Regions from separate parts of the Homo sapiens genome. Here region 2 is linked to region 1. Evidence: read pairs that join two places in POLR2A ChIA-PET (ENCODE). Cell type or tissue: MCF 10A. All regions are shown on one strand. Links, peaks and the distances in the headings refer to the core of each region. The heading gives the core; the rest is flanking DNA. Region 1 overlaps DCBLD1 (discoidin, CUB and LCCL domain containing 1). Region 2 holds the start of ROS1 (ROS proto-oncogene 1, receptor tyrosine kinase).

What was found. ChIA-PET counts read pairs that join two places held together with the same protein. Peaks named below come from ENCODE experiments on the same cell type or tissue, not always from the same donor. Only the 100,000 strongest peaks of a DNase experiment are listed, where the experiment ranks them.
Region 2: POLR2A ChIA-PET joins it to region 1 with 24 read pairs; 2 of 35 experiments call an interaction of 5 or more read pairs at or near these places.

The regions. Positions count from the first base shown.
Region 1 is chr6:117,494,454-117,499,847 of GRCh38, forward strand. All of the region lies in intron 1 of DCBLD1 (discoidin, CUB and LCCL domain containing 1), which reads left to right. Among named protein-coding and RNA genes, the nearest start is that of DCBLD1, 14 kb to the left of the region's middle. In MCF 10A, for the core only: no CTCF peak of the experiment used is centred there; DNase peaks (open chromatin) are centred at 2,148 and 3,958.
Region 2 is chr6:117,421,477-117,426,870 of GRCh38, forward strand. It overlaps ROS1 (ROS proto-oncogene 1, receptor tyrosine kinase), which reads right to left and starts at 4,466. Exons shown (of 44, transcript NM_001378902.1): 1 at 4,058-4,466. The coding sequence starts at 4,180. In MCF 10A, for the core only: no CTCF peak of the experiment used is centred there; DNase peaks (open chromatin) are centred at 2,465, 4,165 and 4,455.

The DNA.
Region 1 (5,394 bases), core at 87-5,086:
CAGCTTGGATATTACATCAACATCCTGACATTATTAACAAAGGTCAGCAGCCTCTTTTCTCTGACTTCCTTATTCTAAGCATCTATTCAACAGAGATAAAACAGTTGTCTTAGAATTGTTTCGCTGTACAAACAAGTTTTTTTTTTTTCTTAAAAGTCTTCTTTGAAATTAAGAAACTTCTCTTAACCAATGTGTCCAGTTTGTTGTAGATGCCCACAAAGGACTTGTAACTTAATAACAACAGTGAGAAAAGTCTTGCTTTTGAATCAAGTCACATAATATAACTTCAGTATCATTTTTAGAACTCCAGAGGCCAAAGTCCACTTCTCCACGTAAGATCTTCAATCCCAGAAGCCCTATCATGGGATCTCTCTGTGTGTCCCACTTGTGAGAGTCTAACCCAGGAGTTCACCAGTATGTCTCACAGAGCACTACTCCCAGGAGATGCCCCAAGAGGAAAGAGTTTTCTGGGAAATACTGTAAACTGCAACACGCATCAGAGCTTCACTATACACTGTAAGGGCTTTGAGATGTTCTGTGGTAAAGAAAAAGGTGGAATTCTGCAAGCTTACTGACCTTGCAGCTCTTTTGAGGAGGGTGAGGGCATAACCCCCTGGTAAACCACCCAGACTAGTACCACAGTATCTACTTCAGGACATGCTGACATAGCAGTAAGTGGGCATTAGATAAATACTGGGAAATGCATTCTAATTAGACTTTCTCAGCCGATTAAAGCACACACACACAGCCTTATTCATCTTCACCACACCCAGTTATGGTTGGTAATTTTACAGATGAGGAAAATTGATATACACTAAATGGGGGATTTCTTAGGATCATACAGCCAATGGGTGATGGAATTTGGACAAAGTCAGCTAATTCAAAGCAATATTTTTGATACTTTAATAATGTGTAGAATTTTAAGATAAAAATAGTAGCAGTTAACATATTGAATTTTTACTATATGGTTGCCTCTGTGCTTGATACTTTGTTTTTATTAGCATTCTCCCTTTTAATGCTCATGAAATTGGGCACTATTGTTGTCTTTAGATTATGGATGATGGAATTCAGTTTTACCTTAGAGAGGTAAAAAGACTCACCCAAGGCCACAAAGCCAGTGTTAGGCAGGGCTGTGCCAGAATCCAGGTTGTAACCATTATGCTCTGTCACCTCCCAAGTATATGGAAATAATTTATGAATTAGGAAATGATAGGTGTGTCAACTCTCCTCCCCCACATCCACAAGCCTTCTAATAATCTTTTGCTTTTCAGCAGAAGTCTCAAGACTGGAGAGTGACCAAAAACTGCAGTGTTCACTGATTTTATGTATAGCACATTAAAGAATAGCATTGGCTAGATTTTGAGATTTTTTTCCTTTGGCAGCAAATTATGAATCTTTTAAATATCTTAACATGGTAATTATTGATGTCTTTGGACACTGATGGAAGTAATCCCACATTATATAGGGAATCATAGAGGAATCGTAGATAGGATCTCTTTAAATGATTTGATTCATTTTCATACATTCAGACTGATTTATTTTAAGTGACACTTTTAGCTGATAGGAATGTTGAAAGTTTCCACAGAGAGACTTTTGACATATTCCTTGTGTTTCCTTTTATTTTACTTTCAAATGTTTCATCTGCTGAGTCAACAGCATTATCATCCTTATTAGATCACTAGTCATATCATTAGCATCTATTTTATATGTGGTGAGAATAAAGTTGAAAGAGATTGTCAGTTTTATAAAACATGGTCATGTGTTTCTAGTCGATAGCTGTAACTTCTTTCAGCATAGTATTATTATCCATATTCCTTTCAGAAAAACTGAAGATTTTGAATAATTATTTTGTTTTATCATTACAAGTTCTGTTTTGCCTTTGTTCATTCTCACATAGCAACTGAGGCCCTTTTGCTCCTGTTTTTCTTTTGCTTCTGGCGGCCTACAAGGTAAAAAGCTAAGCACAATTGAAGAAGAGCAAAGTTTCTAAGAGAGTAAGGCTGAGAATGGAATTAATGATATCTTGGAAAATCTGTTTGCCCTACCATCAGACAAAACTCTGTAATAATTGCAAGCTCTCCTTTGTGGTTGAAAAGATTGTAGTCATCAAGAGCTCACTTGATCTTAGACATGGGAAGAAATTTTCTCACACCCACACATGGATGATTGTATATGTGTTGAGACCTGTTGTAACTTGAATATTAGAAGAGCAAGGATACAACTAATGAAATCATGTTTTTAGAAATGGTTTTACTTTTGTGATATTTTAGAGCACTCTTTCCCAAGTTGCAGGTTAGGACCCATTAATAGGTAATGAAATCACTTCAGTAGGCACAACCAGTATGCTTTGACAAAAACAAAAATGAAACTGAATAGAATAGGAAATAATCACAGTGCATTACATGTAATAAAATAGTGGTATCATTTAACTTTTGTTCATTGTTTATGCATGTGTATGCATATGTGATTACTTGAGGTGTGATAAAAAAATCTGTGTTCTAACTCTAGGCCATAATAATAATTTTAAAAAAGCTTGAGGTTTCTGTCTTACTCTAAGGACTAGTTAATAATCAATCTAAAAAGTATATGTGATTAGCCGGGCTTGGTGGTACATGCCTGTAATCCCAGCTAATCGGGATGCTGAGGCAGGAGAATTGCTTGAACCTGGGAGGCGGAGGTCAGTAAGCCGAGACTGCGCCACTGCACTCCAGCCTGGGCGACAGAGCAAGACTCCGTCTCAAAAAAAATTTAAAAAAAGTATATTTGCACTGTTCAATTTACTCCACCCAAATCATTTTCCAACAAGTGCAATTCAGTTACAAGTTTTCTTTTAAAGTCTAATCATACTTTCTAGTATTGCAGAACTTAGTCCATACCAGGTATATCTTATTTTGCTTTTCTTTTAGTGGAACATGATTTCTTATCAAAGGGAAATAGTCTTTTAAGGAAGTTATTGTTTTCCTTTTGTAGTGGATGGAATTAAAGTAGACTAAATAAAGGATTGGCTTGTGTATACAAGCATCTAGGATTTGTTCTAAGCTTATTTAGAAAGTAGCTTGTATATCGACAACTCTTGAATAGCTGATGTTAAAAGCTAAAAGGTAGAGACCTATCCATTAATTTCAGGCATTTGGAGAATAGATACTGAGTCCATATCTCTGTAACTCTGTCAAGTTAGTCTCAAGAATTTACTTGTTAATATATCTTTCTTCTCTTGACTGGACTTCTTGAAGTGAGAACTACAGTATACTAAGTTCCTAGTTGTTTGTTTCCTGAATTTTTAATGACAGTCCGTGACTTCTTCCTATCTGTATTATGAGGCTAATGTTGAAAGTAGCCTTTAGTGTTACAAAGAATGTTAGGTGAATTTGGTAGTTTTAATTATATTATTTTTCTCCTTTATATGTATTCATATTATAGAATATTTAGAGGAAAAATGTATAAATAAAATGAAAATCACTTGTAAACTTATACCATAGAAGTAAACACTTTAAATATTACACATCTATGTGTGTACAATATATTCTGTATTAAAGTGTTTTCATGTTAAATATTCTTCTAAAACATGAGTAACTTCCTTAACATCACATTGCTTGGAGATATCAGTTTGGCTGTTCATTTCTAATTTAGATTGTTTCCAAATGTTCAGAATTAAAATCTGTATACTTAAATTCTGTACATAGATCACTTTGGGAGTTCTGAAATATTCATGAATACTTGCACCTTTTTCCAGAATCTAAACTTCATACATCTAGTTTTGTTCTTGTAAATTGTTTTGAGGAAGTGGTGGTCAGTGTCACAAACCAGCTGTGGCTCCAAACAGACACCAGGATTTAGGCCCATTACAGAGAGACCACCCTGGAAATATTCTACAGTTGAGAGGAGCTTTCAGTCTAGAAGAGGAGGAAATGATACTTAGTTTAGTCATCATGTGCTTTGGCAAGAAATTACAGTCGAAAGGAAGGAACAGATAAACATTGTGTGGTGTAGCCACTTTGAAGAGTGGTCAAATTCCCTGTGGCAAAACTTCCTCCTCCCCTCTTCATTCCCCATTCCCCCTATTTTGATGTTAGATAGGTGGCACTTTACTGTGTCACTCCCGGCCTATCCTCCCCACAACACTACTTGGAGTTTAATCATAAGATCGTGGTTTTATTTTTTTCCCTTAAAGATGGATCTTTATTTCTTTTAATTTTTAATATTCTTAGAACTGTGAGCCCTCATCATCCATCTATAGCAACCATCAACATTTCTCCGTATTTTTTCATTTATTCTGCATCACCTCTTTTTTGCCAGGTATTTTAAGGCAAATCCCAGACCTTATGTCATTTCAGCCCTGCATATGTCAGTAGGCATCCCTCAAAAAAATGGCATTTTCTTATGTAGCCTCAATGCCATTATCTCACCTAATAAAATTATAATTATCTGAAATTATTTAATATCTCAATTATCTATTTAAAAGATTTTATAAGGTTGGTTTTTCAAATCAGGATTCAAGCAAGTCTCACTTAATTGCTATGGCACATAAGTGTCTTTTAAATCTAAAATAAACACTTTTTTGTGTGTGCCTCTTCATTTAATTCATTGCTGAAGAAACTGGGTCAACTGTATTTCATAGAGAGCTTTTTTTTGCAGATCTGTTTAATGCTTTAATTAAAAGAATTTTAGGCTAGGTGCAGTGGTGCACACCTGTAATCCCAGCATTTGGGAGGCCAAGGCGGGAAGATCGCTTGAGCCTAGGAGTTCCAGACCAGCCTGGGCGACATAGTGTGGCCCCCATCTCTACCAAAAAAAAAAAAAAAAATCTGCCAGGTGTGGTGGTGTGTGCCTGTAGTTCCAGCTACTTGGGAGGCTGACGTGGGAAGATTGCTTGAGCCTCAGAGGTCGAGGGTGCAGTGAGCTGTGATTGTGCCACTGTATTCCAGCCTGGGTGATGGAATGAGACCGTCTCAAAAAGAAAAAGAAAAAAAAAAGAGAAAAAGCATACAGGATAACAAAATGCAAAGAGTATAAAAAAGTATAAAATAGAAAAAGTAAAAGCCTCCTCACTTCCATCCCCAGCCAGGCAAACTTGATTGACATTATTTTTTCAATTATTTAATTAACCTTTTTATTTTCAGATCATTGTAGATCACATGCAATTGGAAGAACTAATACAGAGAGATATTGTATACATTTTACCTAGTTTCCCTCAATTATAACATCTTTGCAAACTACAATACCATATCACAACCAGGATACTGACATTGATACCTAAGACAAAGAAGATAAACTGATAGATTTTTAAGTAACTTTTGTCTTCTTTGTCAGTGATTGTCAATTAGAGAGAGTCAGGCTATGAGAGGTAGGCTACCTGAGTGTCAGAATGAGGTAATAAGAATAATGCTTCTCCTC
Region 2 (5,394 bases), core at 144-5,143, 73 kb before region 1:
CTTAGCTACCACTTATAAGTGAGAACATACGGTATTTGGTTTTCTATTCCTGGCCAAATAATGGCCTCCATAGAATAATGGCCTCCAGCTCCATCCAAGTTGCTGCAAAGACATTATTTCATTCCTTTTTATGGCTGAGTAGTATTCCATGGTGTATATATATCACATTTTTTTATCCACTCATCAGTTGATGGACACTTATACTTCTTTTTTGAAGTGGCTGTTTATATTCTAAATTCATCTTACATGCTTTTATGTGTATCAGGGATTTTTTCTTTAAAAACATTATTTATCATGTGTAATACTTTTTTTCCACTTTTTGGCTTTGCAGTTATTGTATACTGTTGTCATAACAGTTTAAGTTTCTAAGTAGTCAAATTTATTGATAATTTCTTTTTAGGGAGTCTAAATTTTTTAATTAGGCTTCTTAAGGCATTTCTACTTCAAGATTACAGAAACAGTCACCCCAATTTCTTCTAATATTTTTATGAAGTAAACACTTGCTTTGTTTTGTTTATTTGTCTGTTTGCATTTAAGTAAACCTTTCTGTTTTTGTTTCTTAGAAACAGAGTCACCCAGGCTGGAGCACAGTGGTGTAATCACAGCTGACAGCATCCTCGACCTCCCTGCTCAATCAATCCTCCCACCTCAGCCTCCTAAGTAGCTGGGACTACAGGTGCATGCCACCACGCCTAGCTAATTTTTGTATTTGTTGTAGAGACAGGAGTCTCACCATGTTGCCCAGGCTGGTCTCAAACTCCTGGGCTGAAGGGAACTGTCCGCCTCAGCCTCCCATAGTGCTGGAATTACAGGCATGAGCCATCGCACTTAACCAAAAGTCATACCTTTTTACAAAATATATCCTGAAATTTATTTGAATCTGGCAGTTATGTAGGAATTTTTTATGCTACATGGATAGCAACTCATTGGTTTGAATTGTCATCTTTATCATATTTCACATTCTTTATGTACATGGTTTTATTTCTTGATTGTATTCTGTTTTACTCACAGGTTTATTCCTGTAGCAATAAAAACTATGCTAATTTGTAAATATTTTATAAAATTTCTGAATTATGATCTTATTATATTATTTTGTTTTAATGTTATATATTGATATACAAGACAATTTTTCATGTCTGTACATTAATTTTTTAAAAATCTTCCAAATCCTATTATTTCTAATAGTCTTTCAGTTGATTTTCAGTTTATTTCTTTGGAACTTAAGATACAAATCAAAAATAAATGTATTGTCATCACCCTCTAATATTATAAAAGCACATCATGTTTGTAACAGCCTTTAACTGTCTAGTGATAGAAACCTTGATATCTCAGTATTTGATAACTTACTTTAGGGCATTGATTACATAATTCACTTCTTTTGTATTCCGAATTGCATCCACCACAGAGCTGAATATACATAGATACCTAGGAAAATTTATTGAATGGAATCCATTCAATAAATTGATATTGAATGAAATTTATTGAATGGAATTGATACTCCTGAGCCCTTCTCAATATTAGTTCCTCAGTTGTTGTGATTTGTTAATTCAAAAAAAAAAGGGGGTTTGTGATGTAATTCAGGAATGGAAAACCAAACATCGTATGTTCTCACTGATAAGTGGGAGCAAAACTATGAGAATGCAAAGGCATAAAAATGATACAATGGGCTTTGGGGACTTAGGGGAAAGAGTGGGAGCAGGGTGAGGGATAAAAGACTACAAATATGGTGTAGTGTATACATGGCTGATGGGTGCACCAAAATCTCACAGATCACCACTAAAGAATTTACTCATGTAACCAAATAGCACCTGTTCCCCCAATAACTTATGGAAACATTAAAAAAGGGTTTTGTTGCTAAAGATGGGAAAATTATGATTAAACAAAGCTTTTAACATGTTATTGTGCCCTGTGAATCTACAAAAAGAGGGCATAGCAAAATACACTTCCACAAATGATTCAACCGTGAATTCTTTTTTCTTTATCATAAAGGATCTCACAATACTAGAGTTCTGAAGAGCATTAATTGTTTGTTGTTTTCTGCAGCACATGGCTTCTAGAATTCAAAAAAACTTTTCAGTTAATACTTTCAACTAGTACATGCAGATCTCTGTTAACGTAAGATAAAAGTAATGTAAAATACCAATGCTCAAGCATAGAACTCTGCTTCGTGCAATTTGGCCCACAATTCTAACATTTTATTTTTGGACAAGACATTCTTGTGGTGACTTTTTTTTTTTAAGAAAACATTTCTCAATATCAAGAATCACCCAATAAAATTATAGATGACCTTCAGAGTAAATGTCCATGTTTTTAAAAATGATGCAGAAAATATAATAAACTTGAGCACTTTGTATATCCTCTCCTGTGAACCATGGTTACATTCAATTGTACATTCACTTCACTTTTGTCCCTCCAGGCCCTATGTGGGAACATGTAGTACTTTCACTGGTCAAATTGGCAGACCGTGTCTCTCTTGCTGTTGCCACACATCAGCTGTGCCATTCTCTGTAGGTGGTGAACGGAAGGCAACTCAACAAAGGAACAAACTGTCTATTCCTACTGCCAAACCCTGGAAGCAAGGAGCCCACACAAAAAGATAAGAATAAATAAAACGACAGTAAAATAAAATGGAGACTGCAATATTGGAAACAACTAAAATCAGTTTCAGTAGCAGGGAAATTAACAAATAAATTATGGTGGTACATTCATATAATGGAATACTCTAAAGATAATAAAGATTCTGTTTCTAAAAAAATCTCAGGGTCTAGGGGAAAACTCACAATACAATGTAATGAAAAAGCTGGTTGCATAGCTGGGTGTAAATTATAGATATATATGTATACATATATATATATGAGGAAAAATACTAAAAGAAAATTCAATCAAAAGATTACTAGGGCTAGAATTAGAAGTTTTTTATTCTTCTGTAGTTCTCTATGTTATAAATATTTTATTTAAAATGTATACTCTTATTATAATTAGAAAAAAGTTAAAATCTTTTTTAGAACATTTAGTTTTCCATTCAGTAGTTGAAACATTTAGTAGTTCCATTCTTCCATTTTTAAGTTTGGGTTACAAATATAAAAAACTAAAGCATGCAATTCTATATTAAAGGCAATGAAGTCTTCGGCAAAGATTTATATAAAATACTAAACTTTTAAAAAAATGCTACTAACCATGGTAAACCTAAGTAGTGTTTTAAACTACAGTTTAAATCAAAAGTGTATAAGTGCAAGTTTCTTTTTAATCTGCCACATAATTCTATCTCCAATACTTTAGAATAATATAATGAATACTATATTTAGTACTTGCATTATGTTTAAAAGTATGGCTATAGATAGGGTCATATGCAAACTATCATGATATTTTATTTGTCTTTAGACAGGAAGAGTGCATTTTCTCTGTCTATAGAGTACTTGGTTTTTAAAGTTAATTCAGTGACTGTTTTAAGCACAACTAAATTACAACTGAAAAGAGATGGTACAATAGTTAGAGAAGGGATGACACCCAGAAATGAGAATGAAAGCATGAATTTCCATATAAAAAACTCACTAACTAAAATAATAAATGCACAAACAGAAATAAAGAAATGTACAAATAATTATTGCTTTAAAATATTATTTTACATGGCAACTGTATCTGCTTCCTTTTTCATCCAGCTCCCTACACAGCTGGAATTAGCAGGCATTATCCTGTGGCCAAACCGATTTCAGGTTTCAAGACAACTACTAATGACTTTGTAATAAATAAGTTTAAATAGAAAGTTTTTAAGTGTGCAAAATTGGCAAAATTGATTCCATTTAAACCTCCTTTACCCAGTCCTCTAGCCCAAAAAATATATGACCACATACCCTAAAGAAATAAAATAGCCTGCTTTATCTTCTGCAATTATAAGGGCTCCTAACTTATTTAAGAAAAAATAATCTATCTTGCCTTGTTGCCACCACTTCTCATAAGAAAACTCCTCATAAAGAGAAAACAATTCTATCAGTTATAACAAGCTGAATGCTACATGTTCTAGTTCCTGCAAAGACAAATATTAGATTGTGAGACTTACCAGATTAGTTACACACGACTTTAGGCAGCTATTTAAAACTGTACACTGCACCACAGAAATCCATAGGCAGCCAAGAGTTGCAAAATTGACAAGCTTCGGAATAAGACAGTAAATGTTCTTCATCACTTCACCAATGGCAGATTTTTAGATGGCCGGTCTAATTTTCTCCATTTTGCTATATGAATTATTTGGGCTTCATCACTTCAATTGGAGGAGTAGCTGATGGATTTTGCTTTGTTTGTTTTGCTATATTAGGATATACTTGCCTTTTGAAATAATACTTAGCCTTTTTCATTTAGACCTTTGAATGCTTGAAAGCTTGTAACAGTTCCATAAGAGCTATTTCATAACAGCTTCCTTTTACTCCCATAAAGTCACCCAGTGACTAAAGGTTAGTTCTTAGAAGTGCACTTCACATGGAAATTAAAGAAAACGAATTGTATTTCAGCAAGGGTGTGACACATGCAGTCTGAAACTGGAACATTTCAGTGGGTCGTCCACCACCTTACTTCTCTGAGCTCTTTTCAGCTCTGCAGGGAATTGGGTTTTGACCACGTATGCTTTAGCAAACAGTAGCACTATTATAATAAAGAATTATTGGAAAAATAGAGGCACCCAAATCAAGCAATGCAACTGAGAGAGAAAACAGAACTCAGAAGCCAAATACATATTTTTAAATTTAAGAGCAAACAAAGCTGAAATTAATAGACAAATACCCTGGGAGAGAGTTAAAAACAAGGAAGTTGGTTAGAGTACTCTCAGAACTTTACTACATATTAACTAAAATACTGACTTATCAGGTCTATCGAGACAGCTGAAACTAGTTACCAGAAACCTAAGATATGTTCAAGTGTCTGCTTTGAGAAGGAAACATTGTACAAGCTTCCTTCCTGCCTGCCTTCCTTCCTCTCTCTCTCTCTCTCTCTTTCTTTGAGACTGAATTTCTGTCTGTCGCCCAGGCTACAGTGCAGTGGCATGATCCCAGCTCACTGCAACCTCCGCCTCCCAGGTTCAAGCGATTCTCCTGCCTCAGCCTCCCGAGTAGCTGAGACTACAGACGCCCGCCACCATGCCCAGCTAATTTTTGTATTTTTAGTAGAGATGGGGTTTCACCATGTTGCCCAGAGTGGTCTCGATCTCTTGACCTCGTGATCCGCCCACCTCGGCCTCCAAAAGTGCTAGGATTACAGGCGTGAGCCACCGCGGTACAACAGGCCAACCTCCTTGTTTTCTTAAATAAATTATACTAAATGTAACTTAACCTTTTCTTAATGATATAAGGTTCTCCCTATGAGTAACACATGCATGAGGTTTTGTTTTGAGCTGAACGTCTTTTG